Linked DNA regions of Mus musculus: regions 2 and 3 are each linked to region 1. The links are chromatin loops, found by intact Hi-C in ENCODE. Cell type or tissue: left cerebral cortex. All regions are shown on one strand. Links, peaks and the distances in the headings refer to the core of each region. The heading gives the core; the rest is flanking DNA. Region 1 holds the start of Ndufaf4 (NADH:ubiquinone oxidoreductase complex assembly factor 4). Region 2 has its middle 62 kb from the start of Fhl5. Region 3 has its middle 160 kb from the start of 4930548K13Rik.

The links. A loop is a pair of places that touch in the nucleus more often than their neighbours do. Peaks named below come from ENCODE experiments on the same cell type or tissue, not always from the same donor. Only the 100,000 strongest peaks of a DNase experiment are listed, where the experiment ranks them.
Region 2: a loop joins it to region 1, with 4 times the contacts of the local background. A loop is called at or near these places in 10 of 42 quality-filtered maps.
Region 3: it touches region 1 in a loop (5-fold over the local background); 7 of 42 quality-filtered maps call a loop at or near these places.

What each region holds. Positions count from the first base shown.
Region 1 is chr4:24,893,238-24,904,415 of GRCm38, reverse strand. Ndufaf4 (NADH:ubiquinone oxidoreductase complex assembly factor 4) reads right to left here and starts at 6,333. Exons shown (of 3, transcript NM_026742.4): 1 at 6,114-6,333; 2 at 5,740-5,843; 3 at 1-2,722. The coding sequence starts at 6,249. The coding sequence ends at 2,441. It overlaps Gm46848 (a long non-coding RNA gene), which reads left to right and starts at 6,294. Exons shown (of 3, transcript XR_001784261.2): 1 at 6,294-7,726. In left cerebral cortex, for the core only: CTCF peaks have their summits at 6,374 (motif pointing left) and 7,374 (motif pointing right); DNase peaks (open chromatin) are centred at 6,381, 6,847 and 7,395; H3K4me3 peaks cover 2,313 bases; H3K27ac peaks cover 967 bases.
Region 2 is chr4:25,175,426-25,186,603 of GRCm38, reverse strand. No RefSeq gene overlaps it. Among named protein-coding and RNA genes, the nearest start is that of Fhl5, 62 kb to the left of the region's middle. In left cerebral cortex, for the core only: a CTCF peak has its summit at 6,531 (motif pointing right); a DNase peak (open chromatin) is centred at 6,618.
Region 3 is chr4:26,538,210-26,549,387 of GRCm38, reverse strand. No RefSeq gene overlaps it. Among named protein-coding and RNA genes, the nearest start is that of 4930548K13Rik, 160 kb to the left of the region's middle. In left cerebral cortex, for the core only: a CTCF peak has its summit at 5,311 (motif pointing right); a DNase peak (open chromatin) is centred at 5,339.

The sequences.
Region 1 (11,178 bases), core at 1,431-9,430:
CAGTAAGATATTACCTCAAACACCAACCCACTCCAAAAGTAAAAGGTAAAGCTAAGATGTTATATCAAATGGCTTTGAGACAGTCTTTGTGGTTGGGTGAGCTTACCTGAGTGTATCTATGTGTGTCTTGACACTAAGTGGTTGGTTTTGCTGGTATGCCTAAGTTTGGATAGCCTATCTCTTTAGAGTAGAACTTTACCCAAACCACCCACTCTTCTGCTGCAGGCTTCTTCATGAACAGCTCTCTCAGCTCTCATTTTTACAAAAGCCAAATCTAGTTTTTTTCTCCTCTCCTCCTTATTCAATTCCATTCCTTCAAATTCAGTTTCCCATTCCTCACTTTTCAAAATAAATGTGAGACCCCAATACCAGTCACTGGTCAGTTTTAGAGCATCTTTGATCTAGAATCCATTTATTCAGGGATTTTAATCTTGCTATCCAGTCTCTCATAGCAGAGAGCGTTTAGTCATCTATTAGCCCAGAGCTCTACAAAGGACTTACAGAAGCAGACATTTGAGAAGTTTTGGCCCTTTGTGCTCAGGTAACCCGTGTATCAATTCACATAATTCTTACAACTCCCATACAGGCAATCCAGTGTAGTAGTCAGTACAAAATATTCTATTTACTCTTCAGTATCCACTAATCTTTGTAGTTACTGAAGTTTCCCGGGCTGCAACTTTCCCAGGAAAGCATTCTTAACTTCACGCTTGTTACCACAATGCTAACAAAGCTAAGACATGTAAGGCACCTAGGTTAGTGTCCAGTATATAAACTGCACTTTAGTTGTAGACAAGTCAGACACAGCTAGTTAAGGAACCGACATCTAAACTCCGCTTTTCCAAATGTAAATTTCATGCACCTTGTGTGACGTTACAATTGGTGTTCTACATGAAAGAAAAAACCAGAAAAGTGGGCTAATGTGCAAAATGGAAGGATTTTATTGTGTGATACCAGTTAAGAAACCATATTTACATCTGCTAGCCACCCAGGAAACCTGAGTCAGTACTGCTGATTCACATATTCATTTTGAATTAATGGAGGATGGTTTTGACGGCACTTTCCACCATAATCAGCAATGATTGGAATTAGTAGGTTCCCTTAAACTTCTGTATTGAATCACATATAAGTAGGGATAGTTTCTTCACTGGAACTAGATATGAAGAAGCTGACAAACTCTCCAGTCACCTCCCATCTTTGCTGTTCCATCTGCCTCCCTCCATCATCGCTGGATTCTTCTCATCTTCCACATCTTTTCCCGTGGAATCTCGAGGCAAGTATGTCTGTCTGTTCCCGTGAAAGAATATGGACGAGCCCAGTTACCCCAACTCCATTCTGTCCTTTTGAAATGTATTTCATTTTACAGAATAAGTAAAAATACTACTAGGATTTCGAGAACCTAAATTCTGGCTTCCTTGCATCATAAACTACAGGTAACTCTGTTGTGTGTTTTGTAGACACCCATTTTAACTACAAGACTTTGTATTTGCCTGGTCTTTTGTCATTTATCTTCATTGTTGTCCTGGAATTTATATAAGGCAGGTATACTTTTATAGAAATTCAATTTCAGAGAGGTCAAACAATATGGGCAAGAACCCACAAGTATAACATGCCAGAATGAGCCAAACTCATCTCACCTTATCTGAGATTCTATTACTGGAATGTAACATTCCAGAGCTTAAGTGAATGAATTGGTAACTTTCTAGGTCCCTTCAGGGATTTATTCTATACTTCTACTGGTTATTTTTCCTCCTAAAATAAAAACAGGTATGAATGTTTGGTTATCAAATTGGATTCTCTTATTTTTAGCTGTTCTTTCATACTTCTCTCACTTCTAAATTAAAGAAGCTATTTGTTCAAATAATCTTTAAGTATTGCCTCGCTCTTAGAAACCTTTTCAAGTTACCTATTTCTATTTGTCAAAAGAGAGACAGCCAGCATGTCAGATACCACTAATTCTTCTATAAAATTATTTAATATTTAAAACAAATTTAAAACATTAAAAAGATCCTCATGGATTTTTCATCTCTAGAGTAGTAATATGTATTTTTCTTTCTTTTCACTCAGTTTTCTCTCTTTCTTCACTTGGGAAATATAGTCACTGTGTTTCCCTGCTGATTATCTGTCCCTAACACAATGCCAGTCTTATAGGAGTCAGGAGGACTCTTGCTTTCAGTGTCTACTACAAAGAACAAACCAACTTAAACTAGAAAGTGGAATTTAATATTGACTCATTTGGGCCACATGATCAATACAGCTAACATATACCCAGGAACTACACATACATAAATTTTTAAAAAATTATATGAACAATCCTGAGGAGGTCAAAGAGCTTTCAAACGTTATGGCCCTCAACTCACAGGAACTTGTATAATTTAATACACGCAAAACAAGGGCGCGGAGCTTGGGAACACATACAGGGGAAGTTGTTTCGTGATTTTCTTCATTTTGATTGTATTGCTTTCCTGTCTTCTGGAGGTAAGATTTTGACTTCAAAAGTAACAAAATATTTGAGAAGGGAATTTACATCCTTCAGTTCTAAATAGTACTCTTGAGCGATTTTCTCAGCAGTCCATGTTTCTGGAGAGAGTTTATGGTTATTGAGAAGGGTCAATGCCTCTACAACAGTAATCTTGCCTTTGGGAATGTCCGTGATATTCTTATCAAAGTGATTTCCTATCGGCAGTCTGAATTCCTTTGGTTCTTGTCGTGGTTCAACTTTTACCTAGTACCAAAGAAAAGGGTTTAGGATAAAATATTTACATCTTCCACAACTCTTAAGTCTAAACCATTTCTTTTCAAATAAACACATATATACCTCCTCAAACTTTGATTTTGCACTGTACCACTCTTTTCCTAACTATAGCTCGCTAGAAAGCCTCTATAAAATTGCAACTGCATGCACACCATGAAATTATAGCCACTGAGCATTACTGACCCAAAAATGTGAGACCCAAAGTGCTCTAAAATCCAAAACTTCTGAACTCCACCATCATGTCCCAAGTAGAAAGTGCCACATCTAACTTCCTGTGATGATCAGCAGTCAAAATGTAGGTACACTAAGAATGACTCATCAACCTGCCTTCAAGCTTGAGTTGTATATGAAATAAAAGCAAACTTCATAATTAAATTTGGATCCTCCCACAAAGATGCTTCATAATATACATACATATATTCCAAAATGAGATCAGGTCCTAAGAAGCTAAGTTAAAGAAACCTCAACTTGTATATGAGAAGAATGAGAACTGATTAGATACGCATTACACCTGTTTCGAATGAGCAGCACTCTAACGGCGCTGTTAACAGCTTACTTGAGAACTGTCTTCCAGCCTTCCCTCACTGATAAACTATTACCTAGATGTGTAAGACGCTTCTGGTCAGTGTTATCACAGCAAAAGGTAGCCCATGCATGCACACATGCACGCACGTGCAAGGGTGCACACACATTCACTTACGTACAGATTTTGAGACTCGGTCTGTGCATAAGCATCCACAGGCAGGTGGATCTCGTGAGTACCCACCTGAGCTTAACCTCAGTCTCTGTGCTTACTACCTAAGCCGTGCCAAGGATTCCCTTTCTCTTCATTTCCAGCTATTCCTGCCTATACTACTTCTAGGCCAATATCAAGGTATTTCTCTCCCCGCCCCCCGCCTTTTTTTCAATGACTCCCCAAAGCCCTTCTGATAAATCTAAAGTTTCTTGGCATGTTCTTCATGATGCAGCCATTACCCCAAGTCCCCTTCAGTCTCCCCTTGTTGCATACCGTACCTAAGCAGTCTCCCACACTCACTCACTCCACCTTCTTGTTCCCACTTGAGTCTCAGGCACTCACTCTTTTCCTCTTCCACTTCCTAAATCTCAAAGTGTCTCTCATCTTCCAAACCCAGGTACATCTGCCTTTCCCTCCATACATACAGATCTGGCTTTTCCACTTGACATCAAGATGAATAAAATTTAACATCCTCTTTTCATTTAGTGGAAAGGCAGAAAAAATTTACAAATTCCACATAAATATAAAATATTAAGAAAACAAAAAAACTGAAAAACTACTTCCTAGCAGATATGTTAACTAGTTATGTCAATAGCTAGAAAATAAAAATCAATTATTTTCCTGTGCATTAAAATGAGGGGAAGAAAATTTCTACTTAATAATAACATCTTTCTTCCTTCCTCAAAGACCTTCTAAAAAAATTAGAAGATCTTTACCTCTCTTTAGTTAAACTGTGAATACAATCTAATTATCATCAAATCTAAACAAGGCTTACTAAAGACACTAAAAATCTGATTCCCAAGTTCATTTAGAAGGAAGTGATTTGAGAAGATATGAAGCTTTTTTAGGTTATAACAGTCACCAGGATGTGTCATACCACTTTATTGAGATAGTATGGGTCTAGTGGTAAGAAACAAAAAACACCTGGTCTACAGAGTGAGTTCCAGGACAGCCAGAGCTACACAGAGAAACCCTATCTTGGAAAAAAAAAAAAAAGAAAAAGAAAAAGAAAAAGAAAAAGAAAAAGAAAAAGAAAAAGATGAAACAAAAACCAAACAACCAATAAGTCTATAAACAGAAGTCAGAAAATTAGTAAATAAATTATAGTTAGGTGACTGGCACCTATTTGAAGAGGTTAAACTGGTCACTTCAACAGACTAAATACCAAGTATAATATCAAATAAGTATCTTTACACAAAAATCACACACACACACACACACACACACACACACACACTCACATGCACCTCATACTTAGCATAAATGGGAAACCCTCCTTCCAAGTATTGCTGAGCTTAAAAATAATACACTATGGCCAACAATCAATGTATCTTTATTGTGTGAAAATCTGGTACTAACTAAATCCTACTGTCACTATTAAATTATGAATATTATAGAAGTAGCTGTAATTGCAGTCTTTTGCTCAGTATTAGATAATACAAAAAAGTTTTGTAATGAAAACAAAAAACAAAAAAAACTTTGAGGGCTGTGGCTGGTACTTCCTCTTCATTTAATCTAATTCTTTGCCTTCCAGGCTGCAACTTCAATTTGCACTCCAGGCCCAGGGTTAAATGTCACTTCCTCAGAAGCAGCCTTTCATCTTCCCCAGCCCGTAATTACATTATAGTTGTACAGCTGCTCATCCACGGAATGGTCTGTGGTCCGCAACGTACCATGGGCCTCAGAGAGTAATTACTGTTTTAATCACTACACACAACACTTACACCTGACACAGGAGACATACCCATCATTCCAGCATGCTATATTAACTTACATATAATATTACATATCCTGTTGGGACACATCCTCAAAACTATGAACGTGCCCCCACTCCAAACCCCCAAACACTGAGGTTGTCATTAAGAGCATCTTAATTTACAGAATATGAAATAGCTCTCAAAGTCATACTGGTCACTCAGAAAACCACTAAAAAATGCCGTAACCCAACCCTACAACTTCTGCAATAAACAATTCACACAGGTCCATCCAATCAATCCCTTCACAGGTCTTTCGGTATACCCTAAGTATACCCTAAGTATACCCTAAGTATACCCTAAGTATCGAAGGGGGTCCAGGCCTGCCTGTGTCTAGCTGTCTGTGCTCTACACTGACTGCTCCCCTCTACACACACACACACACACACACACACACACACACACACACTTTGCACTTTCACTCGTTGCCCTCTTTTTCTTGATCACTTTCTCAGACCTCCAAAATAAACTGCCAACTTAATTAACGTATACATTACCGGCAAGGCAGGCACCGGATCTTTGGAATCGACATATACATCTCTTAGCAATGACAGCAGCTTGTTATCTTTTTTAGAAACAACTTCTTCGATTTCTGGATACTCTAAGGAAAGAAAATAAGCCATAGTATCTTTTTTTTTTTTTTTTAAGGAAAAAAATCTCTAAACTCGTAAACATGTACAATATTAAAAAAAAAAATCATCTGGACATCTTGGGGCAAACACTTGGACGAGAGTCTGCGTGCAGCCTGCGCAGACGCCGGGAGAGAGCGCGGGCTGCCTTGGGCTCCGGGATTCCTTCCAGCCGCCACCACCCGGGGCCCGCGCGGGGACGACCTCAATGTCACCGGAGGCCTGGGAGGGACTGCACTCACGACTCCGGTGCTCCTGCAGGAGGTCGCGGGTAGAAGGGTGCTTGGGTGCCATGGAGGGCTTCCTCTTGCTGATCTCTCGCTCCGCTCGCTTCTCCACGTTGAAGTTCCTTAAGGCGCGGGTCACGCGAGCCCCCATCTCTAAATCATGATGCCCTTAGTTCACTACGCACGTGTAGAAGCCACCGGCACCGGTGACCTCTGTACGCACGGAGCATGCGCACACCAGGGGCCAGGCACCGGTAAAACGCCGAGGACGCGCTCGTCGCCCCCTGGTGGCCGGGAGGACGCACCCTGGACTCCGCCCCGCCCACCCTTCCGCACAGGCGCATGCGCAGACATCTGGGCGTTGTCAGGGACGCCGGCCGGCGACTCCGGAGTCTTTAAGGATGAGCTGCTGTGATCCCACGGTTGCAAAATCCCGAGTAGCCAGTGTGGAGCGGAGATCTTCCAACCTCTTCAGAGGGCAGAGCGCAGGGTCAAGGTTCTGAATTTACCTGCCCATGCTTTTGAGAAATTGAGAATATTTGTTCTCAGCCGCAATTCCATTCTAACAGCCCTTATTTTCCTGTCCCTTGCCTGGAGCTTTCTGAGCCAATTTTGTGTTGGTTTTGTTTGTTTGTTTTAACTCTTTCACTATCTTGACATACCATTTTCCTGCCACTTTGTCCCTAGTGCTATGAGTTTTAGGCTTTCCTTCCCCTTCTCTCATAAGTAGTACTAACTTGACATACTCCTCCATTAGCGCTGAATCACCGTGCTCTTCTCAGCCCCATTTCTCAGCTCTACTGCCTCTCGAGTCTCTGTAATCTTGGCAAACCCTGGTGTAACTTAACGCTGTATTTGGAAAAAGAAAAAAAAAATCTACGGTACACATTCTATCTTCCTTTCCCCTTCTCTTCCACCCACCCTTTGTCTCTTCCTTCTTTTACGTTTCCGAAAGTATTCAATGTGATTGGCCCATAGTTTTTAAAGCCCACCAGCAAGAAAATAAGTTTTCGAATTAATATTTTTCCCAGACTGTGGTTGTGAAATCTATTAAAGATTTTAGCCTGGTTGGTTAGGTGAATAGATTAGTTGTGTCTAACCAACTTAAAGAAAAAAATTAGGGGGAGGGGTTTTCATTTTTTTAAGGACTATTACTAATTAAACTGTTTCATAATAGAGAAAACACTAGAGGGGTAAAGTTCTCACTGTTGCTTATGAAACCTGTCTCTGGAGATGGGTTATGTAGAAGCTAAAACCGTGTTCAGTGAGTTAATTTGTTAGTTATCCTGAAGGTGGCAGTCTGCTCCAAGATTTCCATCTGAGAGCTTTTTAAACAAGTTCATAACTGGGTGCCTTTTTTTTAAAACCAATTTCTCTGGACATCAAGAAATGTTCCTTGGCCTCATTAAGTCTGTTCTGTGCTTTAAGAATTATAGTAGCAATTCCACTCACTGCCTGCTAAAGTATTTTAAATTTTCATGTGATTCCACCAAACTTAGGGCTACATGAAAGTAACCTTACACAAGAGTTTCGAGTGAGTCCAGGACAGCAGATAGTACAAAATTAAAGATCTGTGAATTTCTACACGCAGGAAAGCTTGGATTTGACACTGGAAGAGACAGTGGCAGGTGAGCCTATTGTTTTATCTAGCCTTGGCCTGGGGTTACTCAGACCCTTAAAGACCAAAACAAGGCAGAGAGGCTCCAGCAGAACCCACCTTTGGCTATCTTACTTTGGTAATCAGAATGGAAACAAAATCCTGGACCATAAATCCATAATTTCAGCTCTTCTTGTCAAGACATACAATGTAGCAGAAGGTCTGAACTTAAGATTTTCTTTCTGGCTTCTGCCTGAGGATTGAAGGCAGACCCTCAAGGGAAGTCAGAAGTCTGCTTTTCTCTCAGCCAAACTGAAGTAAGGTTGATAGCTGATAATGAATGATAGTGATGAACTCCAAATATCACCAAAACAGTAAAATGCTAGTTTTTGAGAAGAGACATTTTCCTTTGTTTTGTTTCGTGCTGTATGCCCAAATGGTGCCAGGACAAAGTGGGTGTTTATGCCAAGATCAGTTTCAATCATTGACTAGCATGCTCTTTCCATGTGATGGTGTTGTTGAACCTGGGAAGGCTGGAACATCAATAGGCATTATAACAAGGGTCTAGAATGCCATCTGCCTTTGCCTCGCACTCGCAGCAGTAATAGTCACCATCAGGTAGAACCTGCAAGCTTCCCTCACCATTGTGTAGCAATTTCCTCCTGGTTGAACCTTCCCTCCTAAAGCAGGAGGGATGCTTATGAGACTCAGGAAGTCAACAGAGCTTACAAATCTGGGAAAGCTGAAGGCTACATGTTAAAGAAGGCCACTGAATAGTGCTAGGGAGAGGAGGATTAGAGGTGAGGAGCTGCCTGCCCGTCAGACAAAGAGCTCCAGAATTGCTGTCTCAGTGAGCTGTTACCCAGATCGCAGCAGGCTGGTTAGTGAAATGGCTCCTTACTAGTCATCCCGTTCCTCTAATGTATTCCAGTGAGTAACCCTCCCCCCAAAATTCACTGGCTTCCCAAGTTGGACTCTGGTGGAATTATATACTTTATCCATTCATTGGTTCCCTAGCTCCAGTTAGTAGACATTTATTCACGTCTTCCGAAGAAGTGTCAGGCACACAATACTTACCCTCCTCAGTTCTCCTCTCTGCCTCTACTCACCATTACACACTCCTCCCTGTACAGAACACACTTCAGTGTCCTACAAGGCATTTTAGAACTTACACTCAGGAAGTAGGTGACTCAAGTTCAAGACATACGCTAAAGGCGTTATAGTGAGCAAGTTGCAGATGTTCGTGGGTCTCAGAAATATCTTTGTGGGATATTGATGTTGAGGGAGAATCTCTCTAAAATCTGCACTACAGTACAGGAGTCAATGGATTTGTAAGAGCCCAATTCACATTATTTCTGAGGTTGTAGGTTTGGCTAGTTTTATAGTGACATGGAGTTACTTGTTTGTGAAACTTGCAACTGGAATCAGAGGCACCCAGACTTCAAGACAAAAGGCATTAGTCTTTTTGTAGATCTAGTGTTCAAACTAAGGAACTGTGAACCTTATAAATCACAGTGAAAAGAAACACAGATCTCTGCTCAAAAGAAATATATTATGAGCCAAATATGAATGACCATAGCTTGAGAATATAGATTCAGGTTGTCCTAAATGATATGATCTAGTGTGGGAGTGGGTATGTAAACTTTTCATAAGCCAGAACAAAAGAGCCATAAATTAATGGGCTTACCAAATATACTTATTGTGGCAAGGTTACCTAATAATAGCAGCTGCTAAAAGGGCTATTTGTTTTGGTTTACAGTCCAAGGCTATACAGACTATCAAGGCAGAGAAAGCATGGTAGCAAAAGTGAGACACCTAGTCACTTTGCCTCTGCATTCAGGAAACAGAAAAAAAAAAAAAAAAAAAAAAAAAAAAAAAAAAAAAAACCCTGGTGCTCGTCTTGTCACGCTCCAAACCCATGAAATAATGTCACTCACATTTCCCATTGCAAGAAACCCTATCAAGATAGGGAGCCCAGAGGCTTGTCTCTTTGGTGATTGTAAATTCTCTCAAGTTGACAGCCAAGAGCCATCCCACGTCTACTCATGATCAATTTGACATCATAACACGCCACTTTTAAGTCACAACAGTCTATCTATTGTCCTCATAGGCTCATGGCTATCTCATACAATGTATGTAGTCCAATTTCAAAAGCCCCCAAAGTCTTTAACAATCCCTCAAATTATACAAATGCAGGGTCTCTTCTGAAACTCAAGTAGTCTTTTAACTATGAGCCCCTAGAACATCAAAACACCAGTTACACACTCTCACTATATGTGTCACAGAATAAGCAGCTCCATTACAAATGGGAGTGATGGGAGCAAGGAAGGAGTGCACCAAAGCAAGGCTGAAACTCGAACAGGGCAAGCACCAAATCCTGCAGCTCCATGTTTGGCATCTGGGGCCTGTGATGGAATCATCTATGCTCTAAAGGGCTCAGGTAGCACCACCCCTCTACCTGAGGCACACTCACACAGTACTGGCATCTTTAGCATTTTGGATGCTCCATTGTAGCATAGACTCTACCTTCACAACTTCCTGCATTGGCCTCATGGGACTTCTTTATAAAGGCTCTACCCCTGTCACATACTGCTTGGCCTCTGAGGCTGTGTGAAACCTCGGTGTGGTGAGGGCCAAAATAACTATCGATTTCACATTCTTCTTCCCATGAAAAGCAGTACATAAATGATACTGCCAAGTCTACCTTTAGCCTGTCCCCTTGGATCACAGTTGTATGACCCTCCACATGTTAATCCTAGGAAAACCAATGGTTTTCAGTAGGAAATACTTTCATTAGCATTAGCTCAGTCTCTCACCTTTCAAAGGAATTTGTATTTTGAGAAGACGGGGCCTTTGATGGGGACCTTGCCCTCCGGGCATCTTTTCTATTGCTCCAGTGTAGAATTTCTACAATGTAACTGTTTCTGTTTAATGATTTTATACATACATATATATACTCTCAGATTACTGCAATTTAAAAAATATATTTTTAAATTAGTTGTGTATATGTCTTTGTGGGGCTAAGTATGTGTGAATGCAGGTGCCTGCAAAGGCCAAAAGATGGTGTCTTGTCCACTGGAGAAGAAGGTACAAGCAGTTTTAAGCCACTCAATGTGCTGGGATCCAAACTCTGCAAGAGCCATACACACTCTTATCTCTCCAAACATTGTTTGCAACATTAGACTCATTCTGTTCTGCATCAAAATCATAGTTAGAAATATAGTTTTGTTCTTTTTCTTGCTCTATATCACAATAAACCTGGTCAGAACAGTAAACAGAATGCATGACAGAATGCTACTCTGTTTTGAAATTTACCGGCCTGCAGCTCTCATGTCTGGATTCAAGCCTGGGAGACATCTTGAAGCTGAAAGAAAAGGAATCTAGGCAGAAGCGAGAGAGATATGGAACCAAGACAGGACTCTGATCAAGGTTCAACTTTAATGGCGGCAGACACACTTTAGAAAGGAGAGGGGAGGCCCATTC
Region 2 (11,178 bases), core at 2,056-10,055, 280 kb before region 1:
GAAACAAGCAGGAGTAGCCATCCTAATATCTGATAAGATTGACTTCCAACCCAAAGTCATCAAAAAAGACAAGGAGGGACACTTCATTCTCATCAAAGGTAAAATCCTCCAAGAGGAACTCTCAATTCTGAATATCTATGCTCCAAATACAAGAGCAGCCACATTCACTAAAGAAACTTTAGTAAAGCTCAAAGCACACATTGCGCCTCACACAATAATAGTGGGAGACTTCAACACACCACTTTCACCAATGGACAGATCATGGAAACAGAAACTAAACAGGGACACACTGAAACTAACAGAAGTGATGAAACAAATGGATCTGACAGATATCTACAGAACATTTTATCCTAAAACAAAAGGATATACCTTCTTCTCAGCACCTCATGGTACCTTCTCCAAAATTGACCACATAATAGGTCACAAATCAGGCCTCAACAGATTCAAAAATATTGAAATTGTCCCATGTATCCTATCAGATCACCATGCACTAAGGCTGATCTTCAATAACAAAATAAATAACAGAAAGCCAACATTCACATGGAAACTGAACAACACTCTTCTCAATGATACCTTGGTCAAGGAAGGAATAAAGAAAGAAATTAAAGACTTTTTAGAGTTTAATGAAAATGAAGCCACAACGTACCCAAACCTTTGGGACACAATGAAAGCATTTCTAAGAGGGAAACTCATAGCTATGAGTGCCTTCAAGAAAAAACGGGAGAGAGCACATACTAGCAGCTTGACAACACATCTAAAAGCTCTAGAAAAAAAGGAAGCAAATTCACCCAAGAGGAGTAGACGGCAGGAAATAATCAAACTCAGGGGTGAAATCAACCAAGTGGAAACAAGAAGAACTATTCAAAGAATTAACCAAACGAGGAGTTGGTTCTTTGAGAAAATCAACAAGATAGATAAACCCTTAGCTACACTCACTAAAGGGCACAGGGACAAAATCCTAATTAACAAAATCAGAAATGAAAAGGGAGACATAACAACAGATCCTGAAGAAATCCAAAACACCATCAGATCCTTTTACAAAAGGCTATACTCAACAAAACTGGAAAACCTGGACGAAATGGACAAATTTCTGGACAGATACCAGGTACCAAAGTTGAATCAGGATCAAGTTGACCTTCTAAACAGTCCCATATCCCCTAAAGAAATAGAAGCAGTTATTAATAGTCTCCCAGCCAAAAAAAGCCCAGGACCAGACGGGTTTAGTGCAGAGTTCTATCAGACCTTCAAAGAAGATCTAACTCCAGTTCTGCACAAACTTTTTCACAAGATAGAAGTAGAAGGTATTCTACCCAACTCATTTTATGAAGCCACTATTACTCTGATACCTAAACCACAGAAAGATCCAACAAAGATAGAGAACTTCAGACCAATTTCTCTTATGAACATCGATGCAAAAATTCTTAATAAAATTCTCGCTAACCGAATCCAAGAACACATTAAAGCAATCATCCATCCTGACCAAGTAGGTTTTATTCCAGGGATGCAGGGATGGTTTAATATACGAAAATCCATCAATGTAATCCATTATATAAACAAACTCAAAGACAAAAACCACATGATCATCTCGTTAGATGCAGAAAAAGCATTTGACAAGATCCAACACCCATTCATGATAAAAGTTCTGGAAAGATCAGGAATTCAAGGCCAATACCTAAACATGATAAAAGCAATCTACAGCAAACCAGTAGCCAACATCAAAGTAAATGGAGAGAAGCTGGAAGCAATCCCACTAAAATCAGGGACTAGACAAGGCTGCCCACTTTCTCCCTACCTTTTCAACATAGTACTTGAAGTATTAGCCAGAGCAATTCGACAACAAAAAGAGATCAAGGGGATACAAATTGGAAAAGAGGAAGTCAAAATATCACTTTTTGCAGATGATATGATAGTATATATAAGTGACCCTAAAAATTCCAACAGAGAACTCCTAAACCTGATAAACAGCTTCGGTGAAGTAGCTGGATATAAAATTAACTCAAACAAGTCAATGGCCTTTCTCTACACAAAGAATAAACAGGCTGAGAAAGAAATTAGGGAAACAACACCCTTCTCAATAGCCACAAATAATATAAAATATCTCGGCGTGACTCTAACGAAGGAAGTGAAAGATCTATATGATAAAAACTTCAAGTCCCTGAAGAAAGAAATTAAAGAAGATCTCAGAAGATGGAAAGATCTCCCATGCTCATGGATTGGCAGGACCAACATTGTAAAAATGGCTATCTTGCCAAAAGCAATCTACAGATTCAATGCAATCCCCATTAAAATTCCAACTCAATTCTTCAACGAATTAGAAGGAGCAATTTGCAAATTCATCTGGAATAACAAAAAACCGAGGATAGCAAAAACTCTTCTCAAGGATAAAAGAACCTCTGGTGGAATCACCATGCCTGACCTAAAGCTTTACTACAGAGCAATTGTGATAAAAACTGCATGGTACTGGTATAGAGACAGACAAGTGGACCAATGGAATAGAATTGAAGACCCAGAAATGAACCCACACACCTATGGTCACTTGATCTTCGACAAGGGAGCCAAAACCATCCAGTGGAAGAAAGACAGCATTTTCAACAATTGGTGCTGGCACAACTGGTTGTTATCATGTAGAAGAATGCGAATCGATCCATACTTATCTCCTTGTACTAAGGTCAAATCTAAGTGGATCAAGGAACTTCACATAAAACCAGAGACACTGAAACTTATAGAGGAGAAAGTGGGGAAAAGCCTTGAAGATATGGGCACAGGGGAAAAATTCCTGAACAGAACAGCAATGGCTTGTGCTGTAAGATCGAGAATTGACAAATGGGACCTAATGAAACTCCAAAGTTTCTGCAAGGCAAAAGACACTGTCTATAAGACAAAAAGACCACCAACAGACTGGGAAAGGATCTTTACCTATCCTAAATCAGATAGGGGACTAATATCCAACATATATAAAGAACTCAAGAAGGTGGACCTCAGAAAATCAAATAACCCCCTTAAAAATGGGGCTCAGAACTGAACAAAGAATTCTCACCTGAGGAATACCGAATGGCAGAGAAGCACCTGAAAAAATGTTCAACATCCTTAATCATCAGGGAAATGCAAATCAAAACAACCCTGAGATTCCACCTCACACCAGTGAGAATGGCTAAGATCAAAAATTCAGGTGACAGCAGATGCTGGCGAGGATGTGGAGAAAGAGGAACACTCCTCCATTGTTGGTGGGATTGCAGGCTTGTACAACCACTCTGGAAATCAGTCTGGCGGTTCCTCAGAAAATTGGACATAGTACTACCGGAGGATCCAGCAATACCTCTCCTGGGCATATATCCAGAAGAAGCCCCAACTGGTAAGAAGGACACATGCTCCACTATGTTCATAGCAGCCTTATTTATAATAGCCAGAAACTGGAAAGAACCCAGATGCCCCTCAACAGAGGAATGGATACAGAAAATGTGGTACATCTACACAATGGAGTACTACTCAGCTATTAAAAAGAATGAATTTATGAAATTCCTAGCCAAATGGATGGACCTGGAGAGCATCATCCTGAGTGAGGTAACACAATCACAAAGGAACTCACACAATATGTACTCACTGATAAGTGGATACTAGCCCAAAACCTAGGATACCCACGATATAAGATACAATTTCCTAAACACATGAAACTCAAGAAAAATGAAGACTGAAGTGTGGACACTATGCCCCTCCTTAGAAGTGGGAACAAAACACCCATGGAAGGAGTTATAGAAACAAAGTATGGAGCTGAGATGAAAGGATGGACCATGTAGAGACTGCCACATCCAGGGATCCACCCCATAATCAGCTTCCAAATGCTGACACCATTGCATACACTAGCAAGATTTTACTGAAAGGACCCAGATGTAGCTGTCTCTTGTGAGACTATGCCGGGGCCTAGCAAACACAGAAGTGGATGCTCACAGTCAGCTAATGGATGGATCACAGGGCTCCCAATGGAGGAGCTAGAGAAAGTACCCAAGGAGCTAAAGGGATCTTCAACCCTATAGGTGGAACAACATTATGAACTAACCAGTACCCCTGAGCTCTTGACTCTAGCTGCATATGTATCAAAAGATGGCCTAGTCGGCCATCACTGGAAAGAGAGGCCCATTGGACACGCAGACTTTGTGTGCCCCGGTACAGGGGAACGCCAGGGCCAAATGGGGGGAGTGGGTGGGTAGGGGAGTGGGGGTGGGTGGGTAAGGGGGACTTTTGGTATAGCATTGGAAATGTAAATGAGCTAAATACCTAATTAAAAAAAAAAAAACAAAATAATATAAAAATAATGTGAACTCATGAACTGTTTATATTATAAAGTGGTAAGTTGGAAAATATTCTGTTCTTATGAAAAAAGAAGTATGGATATAGTACATCTGTATACTAAGTTATATATTCATTAAAATGATAATGAAGACAAAAAAAAAAAAAAGACCCTCATCCTAGTTGCCTGTAAGCCAGTATTCTCCTAGCTTCCTTCAGAATAAGAGGTAGAACTATAAGCTATTCCAGCCCCATGTCTACCTGCATGCTGCCATTTTCCTGCCTTGATAATAGACTGAACCTCTGAACCTGTAAGCCAGTCCAAATTTAATGCTGTTCTGTATGAGTTGCCTTGGTCATGGTGTCTGTTGACAACAGTTAAAACCATAACTAAGACAGTGATGTGAACATCATAAGTTTGATTATTCACTGCATTCACTGGTAGGACCTTCCTCTCATTCCTACTCTGTAGACTTCACCTGTTCCTGACGCTGCCGTGTCTCCCATCCTGATGTCCTTAATGTGTACAATCAGATTATTCACATAGTTACTTTAGCTTGAATTCCAGAAAGTAAGGGGCTGATTACTTTACAAAGTTACTACCTTCTCAGCATTTCTGCTGCCAAATATTTCTACAGTAAGTTCAACATGAAACGTCGGAAGAAGATAAACCCAAGTCCACAAATCTTAAGACTACAAGAAATAAAACAGACCACATACTGATATTTTCAGCCCCCACCGGGGTTTTTTCACAAAATCTTTATATCCCTCACCACAAGCATGTTTCTAACTGGCAAAATAAAGTCATTGCTACTGTGAAAGGACAGTAGTGTCAAAGTTAACAACTTCTTTGATTCTCAAATTTAAAACTGAAATGATAACCTTTTATTTGTGATCCCAATGGAGAATAATACTTTAAGTTCTCTATGAATTATCGTCTGTATATGCAATCATCACCTAACCTCCCCTCTATGTATACCTGATATAAATAGGCATAAAGGCATAAGTAAGTTTATCTTGGTCTCAGATTCAGACCTCCAGAATGGAGTGTTCATCTGTAAAATACACTTGTCTTTACTTCCCACATATAATCCTTCCCTGACAATGCTTTTGAATCAGATCATGGACCAGTCTTGCCTTGCTGCCTCCCCGCTATCTCCATTATCTCACTTCCAAAATCTGTCCTCTCTACTGTCCTCTTAGTATTTTCCACACTGGAATAAACACTCTTGAGAATGAAGTATATGACTATTCTACCACCATCATATAAAGAATAAAGATAAATATTTGCAATGTAGTTAGGGATTATGCTCTTTTATTAAAGTATGGTAAGATTTTCCAATATCTATGACTTCACTAGCCTTGGGTAGTTGCCTGGGTTTCCAGTACCAGAAGTAATTTCCATCTTGTCGAACAGACCTTAAGTCAATTGGAGCTGTTAGAACCAAGGTATGCATACCACCATTGTGTTCTATAGGGTATTGTACATGCTGCTGGCCAGGTTTTTATTGGTTTTGTTTCTAATTTTTAATTCTATTTTTGATATTATAAGATTCCATCATTTTCTCCCTTTTTTTTCTTCACACCTCACCCTGCCATATATCATTCCTTACTCTCTTTCAGATTTGTGACCTCTTGTTTCATTAATTGTTGTTATATATATATATGTAAGCTGGCTCCTGTCACAAGGAAAGATCACTTCTAATCTTTTACTGGGGGAGTGAAAGTTCACCCGTTAACAATATTGGTAGAAACAATGGCACTGAAAACTAAGTGTTTGGCAATGGCTAAGTCACCCCAGCAATTCTAGGAGGTGCACACTGTCATTATTAGAGAGAGAAATAGAAGCGCAAAGAGGTAGCATTTATTCTCTATGTCCCCACAGTTCCATTCAGGCAAAGTCAACATTTTAAGTCAGAGGGAGAAGGCCAAGATCTGTTCCTGTTTTCTCTGGACATTACTACTTCCAAGATGGGAAAGAAAAAAGTTAAAAGCTAAATATAAACATATTTACTCATATCACACACATTTCACTAAACATTCAGAAATGAGGTCTGTATGTTTTAGGAGTGTAATTATTAGCTGCATTAAGAGAAACAGTAAAATGCTAAAATTTCATGTTTTTTTTTTTTATTGGAAAAATCCATTTGAAACTAAGTTTGTGGTGAAGTTGTTGTTTTACTAACACAAGTCCTTCCAGTCTCAGGATTTGGTAAAGTTACAGTTTATTCTCTGAATTATCCACTAGATGGCAGAAAATTGTTGTCACCCAGGGCGCTGTTACTGAACAAGCCACAGTCTGGGATCTAAATCCCAGTAGTATGCAAATTGCTTTCCATCTGTTGCTAGCAACACTTGCCCTATCAACAAATGACATATTTTAAGCAAACCACTAGTTTTTAGCTGGGAAAGAGAAGTTTATTGCTGTGAAAATGTCTGACTTCTCTTTCTGCCTGCTACTAATGCACAGCTTCGCCTTGCAGAGCAGCTGTAGGTTCCTAGGAGAAGGGCTGGGCAGAGCACAGCATCCTTCATGATGCTGGAGACACAGAAATGGGAAACCCTTGGTCAGGGTCCGGATTTATCTCAAGCCACTGAATTCTCATGACAGCCGGCTCCCAAGCCAAGTTCATGGAAGCTGATTTTATTTTGACTTAGTGTGGAATTTTTATTTTATTTTATTTTATTTTATTTTATTTTATTTTTTGGTGCTAGGGATCAAACCTGTAACTTCATCTATGGTAGGCAGATCATGTGCTAGTGAACCCTGTCTCTAGCCCTCAACTATAAACTGGGAGGAATAGACTAATAAGATAGCACTAATGCTCTGAATAGCACCTAACCTTGTGTCTACTACTGTAAATGCAACAAATGTAAATGCTGCTTCCATTCTGGATCTCTTACAAATATGAATTTGGTTATACTCTACTGTGAAAGCTGAAAGGAATGCTTCATAGTTTTCCTCGGTGCCCCTCACAGGTACATGGGATGTTGGAGAATGTTATAAATAATTTGCTGATAAATTGCTGACTAGTTAAAGAACTGTATCTAGCTATGTCTTTCTACACAAACATACACACAAACACACACGTGCGCACACACACAGGTGCACATACACACACACATCCCTGCCTTATTCTATATCTGATAGAATGGTTGAAAAAACATAATATATCCTAGGGTAGACGAACTCTAAAACTATACCTACACCCCAGGATTAAACTGTGTTTCAACTCAGCAAGCCTTGGCTGGTATTTTGAAGAAAAAACATAAAGTATACAATGCACACACTAAATTTTTTCCATTAATTAACTTCCCAATTAAATTAATCTTACAGTCTTTTATGAGTATAAATTTGACTCTAGAGCTCTTAGACATAGAACCTAAATGCTAACTATACTCTCATCTCCTCTTTAGAGTCTCACTTCTTTCCAGGTATCTGTTGGGGTCTCTGGATGTAGGCAGAAGGATTTCCTTAAGGTAGCTGGAGGGAGTGTGGGCCCTCAGCCCATTAGACAACTTTGCATGCAGACCTACCTTAAAGTCATTATGGCTTTTTGCCAAGGTGGCTCCTAAAGATGAATGGGGCAAAGGGAACCAGTGAGGAAAGTTCAGACTCCCTAACTTTTGGGTGATGTAATTGTGAAGATAATAATGTTCAAATAAACTACATACTTCTAAGGGTGACCACGACATGATGCTGTTTTAACATATGCAAAAGTATATAATATATACAATAAGTATAAACAATAAGTATTTAAAAGCTATTTGACAAGTTCAACAATTAAATCCAAGTTAATTTTTTTATTTATATCTCTACGTATTCCTTTTCCTCACACTTGATTTATTTTGAAGCAAACATATAATCACAGTATTAATCTGTCAATACTTTAGTTTAAAGAAATCTTTAAAGGAAGACAACACTATTGTATTACATTTAAAGAAATATATACACATTTTAAAATTTTGTTTGTCAATTCAATATTGAATTATTTGGCCCTAGAGAACATCAGTACATATTTTTTTTTAGCTATTTGCCTTCCTATTCTATGAATTTCTTGTTCATTTCCTTTGAACAATGTTCAGTTAGTTGGTACTTTGTTTTGTGGTCTGCTTAATAAATTAAAAGAAAGCTATAATTTAAATATATTAAAATCTATGTATCCTTTCAAAATGTACTGTATTTTTTAGTGCTGAAATCTGTTCAGTTTTACAGCTACCAACAAAACTAACATTTAGGACATTTCTATGGTTTAAAAAGGTCTCTCATGTCTATTTGGAATAATTAGCCCTTCTCTTTCCAAGCAGTCTCAAATATCATTAACAGAAGGTTAAATTAATTAAGAATAGCTAGGAAAGGTGTTTATCTTATATTCTCTCTCTCTCTCTCTCTCTCTCTCTCTCTCTCTCTCTCTCTCTCTCTCTCTCTCCTTCTCAATTCTAAGTAGGGCAGAGGATGAAGATATGACTGCCCTATCATGAGATTTCAAGTCTTTTCATCAGTCAGCTTCCATGAATCTAATGCTACATTTAGCATTGACAAGTGTTTAGTCAACAATTGTCATTAAAAAATCAATTACTTCTAACTTGAAACTAGTCATCAATGGACACAGAAGTGATTGGCTTATTTTTAAAATAAAAAGAACTCACTTTTTGCGTGATGATTTGTTCCTGACCAAATAATTTTACGTAAATATTTATTCTTCTGACACCACCCTGGGCTGTTCTCTGGGGTCAAGAGAATCTTTAAACAGAGTAAATAGAAAATTCACAATAAGATGAAGCGAATGTGCATACCCCAGAATTACTAAACATGACAGTATACCAACACAAAACAAACAGTAGTATATACATTTGATAAGTTGTATCTAATTACAATATACCCATTAATCTTCAAAATTACTGGTTTCATGATTTGACTTTTATGTAGTCAATAGTCCTTTTCCTTGCTGTGAGCATTCAGTTTATTTTGTTTGTTTTTCACCTGTGAGAACATTTTATGTACAGGTTGCATGACTCAAGTGGATAACAAAACACTGGCAATACTCTTTAAAATCTCAACTACAGGGAGCAATTTGAAATCAAAATTAACAATGATAATATATGAAAATATCTATCCTATTAAGTATAATAAAATCCACCAGCCCGAAGTGATATAAACACCTAATACTACAGACAAACAAAATGGGGCATAAATTCTTCTTTACAATGAATTATTATTAGCTGCAAAAGAAAAGAGAAAGTTAGCATTTCACGATATCATGCTAATAATTGATTCAGAAAAGGATTATCTAACAAGTCTGAGTGACTCAAATTGGGGGCTATTGTGTCAAAAATCCAACATGCACTTCTGTAATGTCAAGATCACTAATGACAAAGCAAAACTAAGGTGTCCAGGGAGGAAGGACAGGAAGAGTAGTTAGATGAATGAGTGACTTTAGATTAAGGAACAAGACAATCCATGATCTTGGAATAGTCCTGGGCTGGAGAAAATATGATGACAAAAGACATTTCTAAAACAGCCATTCTATTTGAATATGTAGACTGGCTCATGGTCAAAAGTCACAAGTCTGATGACCTGAGATCTGATCCTCCAGACCACCGTCATAGAAAGACAGAACCAACTCCACAAGTTGTCCTCTGATTTTCATCTACATGCCATGGAATATTCACAATTGATAAGTAAAAGACATTAACTTTAAAAAATTGTTAGACATACATAGATTTGATAATGATGAGGTATTGATACTGATGTTTCTGATTTTATAATTGAAAAAGAATACTCTTACTTGGGGAAAAATAAATGCAGTTATATTTAGGACAAATAAGAACGATTCTTGAAAAGGACTCAATTGTTATTCAAATAGACAGTCAAATTTTTAATGAAAAATGCAAAAATGTACTTAAAAACTTTGGAAGAAAATGATAAATAAAATATAAGCACACAAGCAGGCCTGCCTACAGGCCAGTCTTCTGGAGACATTTTCTCAGTTGTGTTCTCTTTGCTGACTAGATAACTCCAACTTGTGACAGGTTGACAAACAAATAGACAAAACCAACCAGGACAGGAACATGGAACATGATTTCTAAATATCACTTTTCTCAGTCTTCTAAGTTTTAAGTAATAGGAAAGTAATAAAAAATATACAAAGCAATGTGTTGGAACACTGTCCAAGTATGGAGCCATGAGGGTAGAATTCTGAGTACTTGTGAGAAAACAAGACAAAAGTCTTATGACCTCAGCTTCTTTAAAATCACAGTCTTGTCCTTGGACTATGTTTTTATGCCCCTCTCAGGTATGGTGGATAGGAGTGAGTTTACTTCAGATTATTTATTACAAATGGCTATTTTTGTTTATATGCCTCTATGGAAAAATATGGTTTTGCCACATGTGGCTTGCCCACCGCATGCAGCTTCTCCTAGGACCCCGACAAAGCATGTTTTTGCTGTGTGTGCTGCTTGCCCTTGTGATTGTACACTTTGCTCATTTGACCCTGCTTAACCCTCAGAGTACCCATTGTTTGGTGCTCTGAATAAAGTTGGCTATTGCATGAAACTCCAACTCATTTATTGGCTCTACTCTCCCAGTGTCCACTGCTTCTAGAGCTATAAACAGCAATGAAATTTTCCTGAGAGAGTGTCCTGTTATGTAGAAATATCACTTACAGGCTCATGTGTTTGACTATAAGCTGGTGGCAGTACTTGGAAGGAGTACATTTAGGAAAGCAAGCTCTTAGCACTTGTAACCTGGAACTACTTCTCCCTCTGACTTTTACTCCCTAATCCACTGAGGCATGAATGAGGTGCAAGCTCCCAATGCCATTGACCTGATCCAACCATTGTGCCTTCCCTATTAGGAGGGGCTGAAGACATCTGAACCATGATCCAAAATAA
Region 3 (11,178 bases), core at 1,885-9,884, 1.6 Mb before region 1:
AAAAAGGCTTAGAGACCAGGCACAGAAATTTCACTAAAAATCCTTTACTGTCCATGAGCAATTGTAGCTCTCCAATCCTCCTCCTCCCCCTATCTACTCATTTCTTCCTCATTATCATTTTGCTCATATCTTTATCTTGTCCTTAAAACTTTTTACAGAAATCCTTTCTGGATTGAATCACTGCAATCACTTTGTCCACATAATAAACACTAAAAATAATGATTTTTCTTAAACTCACTCCTAGGCTCAAGAACTTCATAATGATCCCCCCTTCTCCAGCAGTAAGTTTCCAGAAAAGATGATGGGACAAAACTCTCCTTTGACTATGAAGGATCTGAAATAAAAAGATGTTCCCTCAAAAGTTCTAAGTCCAGATAATAGAACCAAGAATACAAGAAATCTGTCCCCCATCAAGTTCTGGAAAAGACTCTAATGCTCACCACATGCTCTGAAATATGAAGTCTGTAAAATGGGTAAACTGTCTTATCTCTTTCCCTGGAGTTTTAAAAAGCTGTCTGTCCAGGAAAGCATTTTTCTACATCTCTGAAGCCATGCCCTTCCCACTCCCTATTCTCAACTACAAAACTGCTCAGAGACTTGTGGAGTGCCACCACTCCACCCAATAAAGCCTGCTGTCACCCTTGAGATCAACTGAATCTCATTCTATTATTGCCTGCTACCTTTTAAACTTTCCTATATTTACTTACTTCATATAACAATAACTTCAATAAATAAATAATAAATAAAGTGCATTACCTAGGAAGAAACTTAGTCAAAGTATGAATGAAAGACTACACCACTGACTTTACTGAGGCACCAAGGAAAGAAATTAAGGAAGACTCTAGAAGATAGAATGTTTCTCAGGCTTGTGGATAAGAAAAACAAATATTGTAAAAACAGCAATTTCACTGAAATCAGTCTACAAAGTTACAAGTATAATCACATCCAAATCAAAAATGCATTCTTCACATAATCATACTTACAAATCCTAAAAATATAACAAAAAAAAACACAAGACTTTGTAAAGCTAAAGCAATCAGCAGACAGCATCATTGGCAGTATGTCCAATTATATTACAATGGCATATTAAGAACATAGTGTGGATCCGTACAAGACAGATCTGTAAACAAAAACAAAAAGTAGAAGTAAGAGCCTAAATTAATCCTTGACAGTGATAATCACTTAATTTTTGAGAATGAGTTAAAGGAACTTTGGAGAAAATGCATGCCAGGAAAGGAATGAAAACCAGGCTTGAGAAGTGTAGGACAGAGAAACAGCCAACACATAAAAGCACCCCCACTGCCACTGCATCTAGCATGACAAAAGTGGAATATGAATATAGAGTTTAGTAACTCAGAAATATTGGAGGGGAGTGTGTTATCCGCATGGAGGTTTGGGAGTGCCCCAACCATTGAGCTGTTTAAGGCATATTAAAATAAATGGCTCTGTGTGTGTGTGTGTGTGTGTGTGTGTGTGTGTCTTTCATTCAGGAAGCAAGAACACTGGGGCATGTAGCAAAGAACATGCGATGTGCACAGCAGCAGCCACCAGTCACTGCTGCCTCCAGGACAATTTGAGTGTGCAGTTGGGAACTGCTATATTCTGGTACCATGCAAACTACCTCTCAATCCTACCGACTAGCATTCAGGGTTTTCATTTGTCTTTTCAAAAGGACTTTTGTGTTCTTTTCTCTTTCACATATATCCTCCTTTATCCTGCCCTTTAATCATACTCCCAAATTAATCGTTCAAGTCTACTTTCCTCTTCAATAGTATTATAACACCATATTTAATTTCCTCTACCTTTGAAAATAGTCCATGTCCTGGTCCCTTACCAGCTACCCAACCTCTGCGGTTATTTTAATTGAAACACATATATGAAATATAAAACTGTTTTTCCAAATTCTGTAAGAAGTGTGTTAGAATTATGGTGAGGATTGCAAAGAATCCATAAATTGTTTTGGGTAGAATGACCATTTTGCAATATTTATCCTGTTTTTCCGTAATCATGGGTGATCTTTTCACCTTCTGATGTCTTCTTTAAGTTTTCACCTTAAAGTCTTAGAGTTTTACAGTTATCACAAGGTATATTTTAGACTCTTGTAAAAGGTAATATCTTCCTGATTTTTTTTCAGTATATTTGTCCCTTGTATATAGGGAAGATGTTGAATTCTGTGGGTGTTTTTTTTGTATCCTGCTATTTGATGATGGTATTTATAAGCTGGAGAAGCTTTCTGATGTAGTGTTTAATGTATAAAATCATATCATCTACAAATAATAAACTTTTATCTTCCACTATATATAAAAACTCAGTTCAGAATAGATCAAAGATTTTTTTAATTGATTATTTTACTTATTTACCTTCTAGACATTGCACCTGTCCCAGTCCTCCCTGGCAGTTTCTCACCCCAATCCCCCCTCCCCTTTTCCTTTGAGAGGGTGCTCGCCCATGCCCCAGGTGCCCTTCCCTGGTGCCTCAAATCTCTACATTAGAAACATCCTCTCCAACTGAGGCCAGGCAAGGCAGTCCTCTTCTACATATGTACAAGAGCATCACACCAACCTGTATATGCTCTTTGTTTGGTGGTTCAGCCTCTGGGAGCTCCTAGGGGTCCGGATTAGTTCACACTATTGGTCTTCCTTTGGGGTTGCATCCTCTTCAGCTACTTCAATCCTTCCCTTTACTCTTCCATAGAGGTCTCCACTCCAATGGTTGGCTGTAAGTATCTGATTATTTCTCAGAGAGCAGCTGGTAGGGCCTCTCAGAATAGCCATGCTAGGCTCCTGTTTATAATCACAACATGACATCAGTAATAGTGTCAAGGTTTGGTGACCACACATGGGATGGATTTCAAGTAGGGCTGGTCACTGAACAACTTTTCCTCCAGTCTCTGCTCCATTTTTTGTCTCTGCATTCCTTTTTGATAAGAAAAATTTTGAGTCAGAAATTTTGCTGGTGGATTGGTAACCTCATCACTCAAATTGGGACCCTGTCTCTCTACTGGAGGTGGTCTAGTCAGGTTCTCTTTCTTCACCATTGGGCATTTATGATAAGGTCATCCCCATGGAATACTGGGAGTCTCTAAGTGGAAATCAATCTGGCAATTCCTCAGAAAATTGGAAATAGTTCTATCTGAAGACCCAGCTATACCACTCCTGGGCATATACCCAAAAGAAGCTCCATACCGAAAGCATACCACCAGGACACCAGCTCCACTATGTTCATAATAGCTGTATTCACAATCGCCAGAAGCTGGAAACAACCCAAATGTCTCTCAACTGAAAGAATGGATACAGAAAGTGTGGTTCATTTACACAATGAAATACTCTTCAGCTATTAAAAATGAAAGCATTATAAATTTTGCAAGCAAATGGATAGAACTAGAAAATATCATCCTGAGGAGGTAACCCAGATACAAAAGGACATGCATGCTAATTACTCACTGATAAGTGGATATTAACCAAAAAGTAGAGACTACCTAGGATACAACCCACACACCATTAAGATTAATTAGAAGGAAGACCCAAGTGAGAATCCCACTTAGGAGGGGGAACAAAATAATCATGTGAGGCAGAAGCAGGGACAAACTTGTGGAAGAGGAGAGCAGGAGGGGAAAATTGGGGCGGGATTGTGTATGGGGTGGGAAACAGGAGAGAAGTCCAGAGAGCTAAGAGAATGAATGGAAATATTCAGTTTCTGGGGGTGAGGCACGGGGGGCGGGGGGCTTTGGATCAAAGATTTTTAAACAAAAGACATGAAAATTTTAGAACTTAACATACTTCAAATTATAGGTGTAGGCATGCTTTATTTGCTTTGCTTTGTTTTGTTTTTGTTTTGATTTGTTTTCAAAACCAGAAATAATTCCAATGACTCATGAATGGGATTGCATGAAATTTAGAAACTTCTGCACAGCAAAGGAGGAAAGACTCAGCAGATGAAGACAACCTATTGCTGTATGATCGGCTTTTCTGAATTGCAACATTTTCTGCAAGAAGAATAGAGCATCTGTTCATAAGAAGAAACCCAGATTCTTGAGTGTCCCTACCAACAGAATCAAAAGCAGTAAATAGTAGCTTGTAGTGGATGGAGACTCTGAGCAGTTGAATTACAGAAATCTTTTCTGACTGGGGTGCAGTCTGCAAGCAGAGTAGAAAATTCCAAGGTTACAATGTTTAGAGGTTCTCATCCTTGTTAAAAAGGTAAATATTGGGTAAATATTTAATAACAGACATAATTATTGTAAGATTACTATTCCTTTCAATATATTTTGTGTATATGATTAAGAAAAATACTTAAAAGTTTGTAAAAATCCCATTCATATAGTTTTTTCAAATATACTGAGCCCATACAGTGTAAGACAATAAAAATATCATAAATTCTCACAATTTCATCTTACTTTTTAAACATCATTGGATGAGATGGTTTTTTCAAACACTTTTGAAATTACCTTATGAATTAAAATTTAAATTTAAGTTCAAATTCACCTCCTCTTCATAGAAAATAACACTGTTAATATAAGTTGAACAAAATAAACTAAAATCAAAATTATTGTATTCATTTATTTTAAAATGTGTATTATTTTATTTGTTACAGCACAGTTGACTTTAAACTTGCAATTATTCTGTTGGTAGGATAGGAGCAAGCCACCACACTCAGGCTAAAGTGACACTTTCTAATTATTTATGTCCACTCATAAAATTATCTCCATGTTATATTTCATCATTTTGGAAGCAATTTAAAATATCAAACCTGCTGGTTTATGAAAAAATAAAACATAAAATAGACTTAATCAAGTTAACATGTTTGGGTTTTTTTGTTTGTTTGTTTTGTTTTTTGTTTTTTTTTTTTCGAGACAGAGTTTCTCTGTATAGCCCTGGCTGTCCTGGAACTCACTTTGTAGACCAGGCTGTCCTCGAACTCAGAAATCCGCCTGCCTCTGCCTCCCAAGTGCTGGGATTAAAGGCGTGAGCCACCACACCCGGCTAAGTTAACATGTTTGAAATGAATTTGACCTAACTTAGGCCAGAGTAGATAATCACCTTTCAATAATCAATCTCTATATTAGTAGAGTGTACTAACAAATGATACAAGAAGTGAAACCTAGCATTTTCAGTTTGAGGATTAATAAATATTCCAGGTTTACTAATAAAAAAGTTAATGTTATTTATAGTGGAGATATTTTTGGATATATTTCAGAGTAGTATGTGTGCTTTATTCTAATATTTAGAATAATTAGAAATTTTTCTCTTTAATTTACAATTTTTGAGTAAATTGAAAATAACATTGCGTTCCTTGTATTTACCAAAATCTAGAAACCACTAGAGGGCAGTCATTCCCTTGTAATGAAAGAAGAGTCACTTCCAAGTTCATTGTAATAGCACAGGCTCAAAATACTTACAGTGAATAGTTTCAAATGCTTGATGGTACACATCTAGCCCCAGCATAACTTACACTTTTTTTTTTTTAAAGAGAAATAAGAAATAAGATAGACTCAAGTATAAAATTAGTTAACCTATAAAAACATGTACACAAATGGCATGATACATATAAAATATATTACTTAATTTCCTCTAGTTGAAGAACTTGCCAAATTAGAATTATTTTCAGACATAAATTATGTACGATCAAACATTCTCATAAAATTATGTTTGGTACAGTTTGGTTGTGGCTATTTAAATGTAAATTAATCACTAATTTAATTTGTTTCTTATTAAGTGTGATTGCAAGGTAAAACATAGACATATTCCAGAACTCTGAAACATTCGGAGCATGGGCAGTGTCACTCTCTATAGTACAAAAATTAAAAAAAGAAATCTATGAACAGAAGAGACTTGGGAAACAGAAAATGATGCTCCACTCTTGGCTTTCTGAATGAAGAGGAAGTAGCAGAACCCCACCAAACACTGAAACATATTCCTAAAGATTCTAGAGGGAAACACTCCACTGGCATTTCCTTTGCTGCCTCCTAAGAGCTACTGTGGACTCCTAATCTTCAAATCTAACTTTCAATTATATCCAGCCCCTAGAAATAGAGGTAATTTGTTGCAGTAGGAGTCAGCAAGGAGTACACAATGCTAAACCAGATGCACAGGAACTTGTGTACTTATTCTAATTCTACTGAGAGTTTTTGGCATTCTAATGACTCTCCACAAACCCTATAGGTTTTGAAGAAGTAAGTTTTGTTTTCTGTGGTTTAAAATGTTGTATATAATAAGATGTGTGGAATACATGCAAATCAACACACTACCCATTTATAGAAAAGTATATGAGGAAGAAAAGGAGGGAAGAGCAGCAAACAGAACAATTAGCATTTTAAGCAGGCAGCACAAACTTTTGCAAAATGCTTTTTAAGAATATCTTCCTACATATATATATTTTTTTTTCAAAAAATTACGATGTCATGATGTATGTTTAAAAATAATCTGAAAAACATGAGTATGCGAATCCAACAATTGTGAAAGTTATAACTTTAAAAATCCTACAACCGAGGATAGAACCAAACATGACTAGGAAAAAATCAAACAAACAAACAAACAAACAAACAAACAAAACCCAAGAACAAGCTAAGTCAATGAAATGACTCCCAATGAGATTCTACTACACCCATAGATCACTCATATAATAGTTATCAGAGAGACTTTGTCCAGCAACTAACTGGAGCAGATACAGAAACCAACAGCTAATCATTGGCAGAATTCCAGGAACCCACCCCATGGAACGTGAGGAGGAAGCATTGTAGGTGCCAGAAGGGTCAAAGGTACCAGAAGAACACAACCCACAGAATCAACTAAGATGGGCTCACAGGGGCTGATAAAGACTAAAGCCTACATTGGACTGTGTTTTGTCCTCTGCATATATATTTTGGTTGTGTAGCTTGGTCTTCTTAAGGGACTCCTACCAGTGGTAATGTTTCTGACTCTTTTGCCTGTTCTTGCAAACTTTTCCTCCTACTGGATTGCCTCATGCAGACTTGATTTCAGGGTTTGTGCATAGTCTTACTGTAACTTGCTATGCCATGTTCTGTTGAAACCCTGGGAGGCCTTCTCCTTCCTGAAAAGAAACAGAAGAGTAGATCTGGGGAAAGGGGAGGGGAGGCAATGGGAAGTTAAAGGAAGCAAAATTGCTGTCAGGATGTAATGCATTAGAGAAAAATCAGTACATGTTCAAAAACACTAATAATAAAAATGAATTTAAGAATATGACATTATACAATAAAGCTAAAGCCTTTCATAGAGAGTCACAATATTTGATCAAATTTATGAGTAGGAAACTTACGTGAAGTCCTGTGTTTAACGAGAATGTGGTTGCTGAGGATGCCTTACTTCCATCAAAAAGAATGTAGGTGCAATGCAGTAACAGGAACAGAATATGTTATCCACCATGCCTTGAATTGCTATGTAAATAATAATCAGAGTACTTGAAAAATTATAATTAAATCTTATTTTAATAACCTTACTATGTATGTTAAAAATAACAGTGTATCCAGCTTATTTTTTATTTTATTTTTCAGAAATGTTGTATTCTTAAATGTGTAAGCCATAATATGATAAAACTTACACACCAACTCTGAATTTTAGAGATAACAGAAATACAGTCTTTCAATAGTCTCATTTGTTTATGGAATCAGTTCAGTTCCATATGATCTCTGAGGAGATAATGTGTAAAAATTAGATAATTAATCACGCTATCATGATTCCGAAATAAAGAGAAATGTTGAACTTTGCAGTTTGTATGTACAGGAATTTTAATCTAGCAACATTGCTGTTCTGGCAGCAGCTGACATTCAAAGACCTTCTACATCTATGTAGTCCTGCTGAAATGTAGACACACCCTGGATTACAGTATGATCTGTCTGGAATATTGACATGCCCTGAGTACATGCTTTTAATTACAAACTATTTAGGTTTTACTAAAAGGAGGCAGTCGTTTTTGAAAGGAATGTATTGTTAGAGGCCCCTTCAGACTGAAGTTCACATGAGGTTAGTCAGTGCAGTGGAGTTTTCTTCATTCATGAGTTTGTGTAGTTAAATGCAGGGCTGCAAAGACAGAATGAGCCAGACAATGAGAATGAGCCAGAAGATTATAGCCAATTGCCAGAATTAATTTGAGACTGAGATGATCAATTAAGTGAGAAGTTGGTAGAAGCCAGAATAAATCAGTCATCTTGGAGAGTAGTGTTTGAGCTAGGCTGAGTTGAACCAGGCAGCCAGAGATCAGAAGGAACTAAAAGGGCTGAGTTTATTCATTAGTAAGCCTGAGATGACAATTTAGTCAGGTGAATAAAAGATACTTTTAAATTTGTCAGAACATCAATCCTAAGTATGAGGGAAGAAACTTAAGTATCTTTGTTATTCATTGAAATCATGTGGACCTTCAAGTGGAGTGAGTACATATCATAGATGCATATTGCATAGAAGTATAATGCACTTTGTAGAATATAAGCAATGTGAATACATTGGCTTTCAGGAGGTGAGTGAGAACTCTAATGCGCATTATGAACTTTTGGAAGGATGTGAATTAAATCAATGTGAGGCTAGGGTGAGCGCCTAGTATTCTTAAGCTGGCATATCTATTTTCCTCTGTCATGCAAATATCTGAGCAGGTTCTTGGTCCTGTGTGCTGCCAAATTTTTAAGTATTCAATTTAAAGGAGATATGTTATTGGACTTTCCAGACTTTATAACAAAAACACTCAAGTTCTATAATAAATCATATATATAATTTATATCTATACACATGCATAATATATACATACACAACACACATCATATTGGTCTCTTTTTAAAAATAACACTAACTAATATATCATTACTCTAAGAGATACATAATTAAAATGTTTCAGTGGGATCTAAAAATAATAACGTTTTAAAAATTCTATGAGGTCAACATTCTCTGGTACTAAAATCAGAGAACAGAGCAACAAAAATAATTGGTTAATAATTTTGACAATGTACATATAAAAATATTCAACAAAATTGTAAAGTGAATCCAATGGACTATTATAAATATTGTTCAATATCAAGTGGTATTTATCTCAAGTTGCAAAGGTGGCCTGACATGGAAATCATTAAACATAATAGAACCTATCAACCAAATAAGTGATTAAAACCACAGAATAGAAACTTTTTAAATAGGCTTTAAGCTAATGTTTCACTCGACAGGGAAAAGTTAAATATCTTATTTCTCTAGCATTCTGTATGTAAGACTGCATTGATGTTACTTTCATCTAATAAAATGAACTACTAGAAGTCATTGAGAAAGCAGTCAGGAAATGAAAAAGAAGTAAACATCTGCCATCAAAGCTCTTTAATAGTTAATGAAGATATTATAAAGAACATCTATAAAATCGAAAAATCTTCAACTCATAGATTAAAATAAATATCCATCCCACTGAAAATTATGCATAGAATAAACACAGTCCCTATCAAATTGTAATCCTATTATTTAAATAAAAAACATATAAGTAGCTGGGCAGTGGTGTCGCATGCCTTTAATCCCAGAACTTAGGAGGCAGAGGCAGGAGGACTTCTGAGTTTGACGCCAGCCTGGTCTATAGAGTGAGTTCCAGGACAACCAGGAAACAAACAAACAATAAAACAAACAAAAAGAAGTATATAAGCATATATTTTATGTAAAAACACAAACTTTATAACTGTTCAAACTCATCTTGAGTAAGAACAACACAGCAGGACTCATATTTCCTGACTCAAAAGTATAGTTAAAAACTATAGTAACTAAAACACACTAGTGACATCAATGAAGATATATAGACCAATATACCATGATACACAATCAAGAGACTGAAAATAAACTCTTAATTAAGGTCAAATTGTTTTTGACAAAGGTACTTTTAATATTAATAAGGGAAAACCAATCTTTTTTGGTAAAGGATGTTGGCAAATCAAACAAAAGCAAAAGGAAGAAACTAGTTCTTTGGCCTCAATCAGTTACTCAAAAAGTCAACTAATAATACATGACATTTGTAAATAGATCTGAAGATGTAAAACTAAAATTTTGATGATAAACAGCTCAAAATCAGGATTTCATTGTTATAGATCAATTTTCTATAAATGTTCCAAAACCAGAAATGATCTTTCTTACTATGAATATGTCTCTTGAAATGTTACAATTATACTTAGAATTCCATAATAAAATGTTACAAGTTTGATGACATAAATCCCAAAAGTTATTTTCTTTGATTCCAGGATGCCAATTTGTGTAAGGTAAAGTGCTTGGAGGCCTCCAGTTAGGCTACTGCCAGCACCTTGTGGACTTTGATGTCCTTGGTAGATTTTCACTTTGCCAATTCATTTTGTGAAGAGAAAGGAAGGCTTATATTACCTTTTACTCCATTTATAATGTTGCTATTTTAATAGAGCTTCATGCTTACTCTCTTAATTACCTCATTAAATCACTATATCCATAGGCAATAGCATTGCAAATTTGGAGTACAGTAACTAAATTTGAAAGGTGTACAATTCAAGTCCACAATAGTGTCATTGGTTTAACAATGCTGCTTGTTTTTGTACAAGAGCTACCAGGTTAAAAAAAGGGGGGGAGGGGAGAAAAAGAAGAAGAAGGAAAAACCCCACAGTCTTCTAGAGCTCTGATCTATTTTCAGTGGCTTAAACATACATAGCTTGGAAAGGAAATGAAACTACTTTATAGAGAGAATACATTCTAGAATGTAGAATTTTAACATGAAATTATTTACACTTTTGGTTTTGAAGGAGAGATTTAGGATTTCATTAATTCTTGACAAAGTACTATTGTGGTAATAATAGAGGATTGCATTTTGAGCAAATCTCTATATGATGCAGAGTTGATACCTAGAGAAATATATCAAACTAACTCATCGTGGAGCATGCATGAAAATTTTTTGTTTAATCTTTCTATTCTAACCTTTCACTGCTTACACAGAGTTTATTGTATCATAACTGTTCACTTTTTGTTATCTATGTTTTGTTTTAATCTCTAAACTCATCTTGCATCCTTACCGGCCATCATACTCTCAGACTATTACATCATATTTTGCCCTCCTACTGGTGTCACAAAAGTAAGCTATAAATTTCCCATTTATTTTTTTATTACGTATTTTCCTCAATTACATTTCCAATGCTATCCCAAAAGTCCCCCCACACCTCCCCACCCCACTCCCCTACCCACCCATTCCCATTTT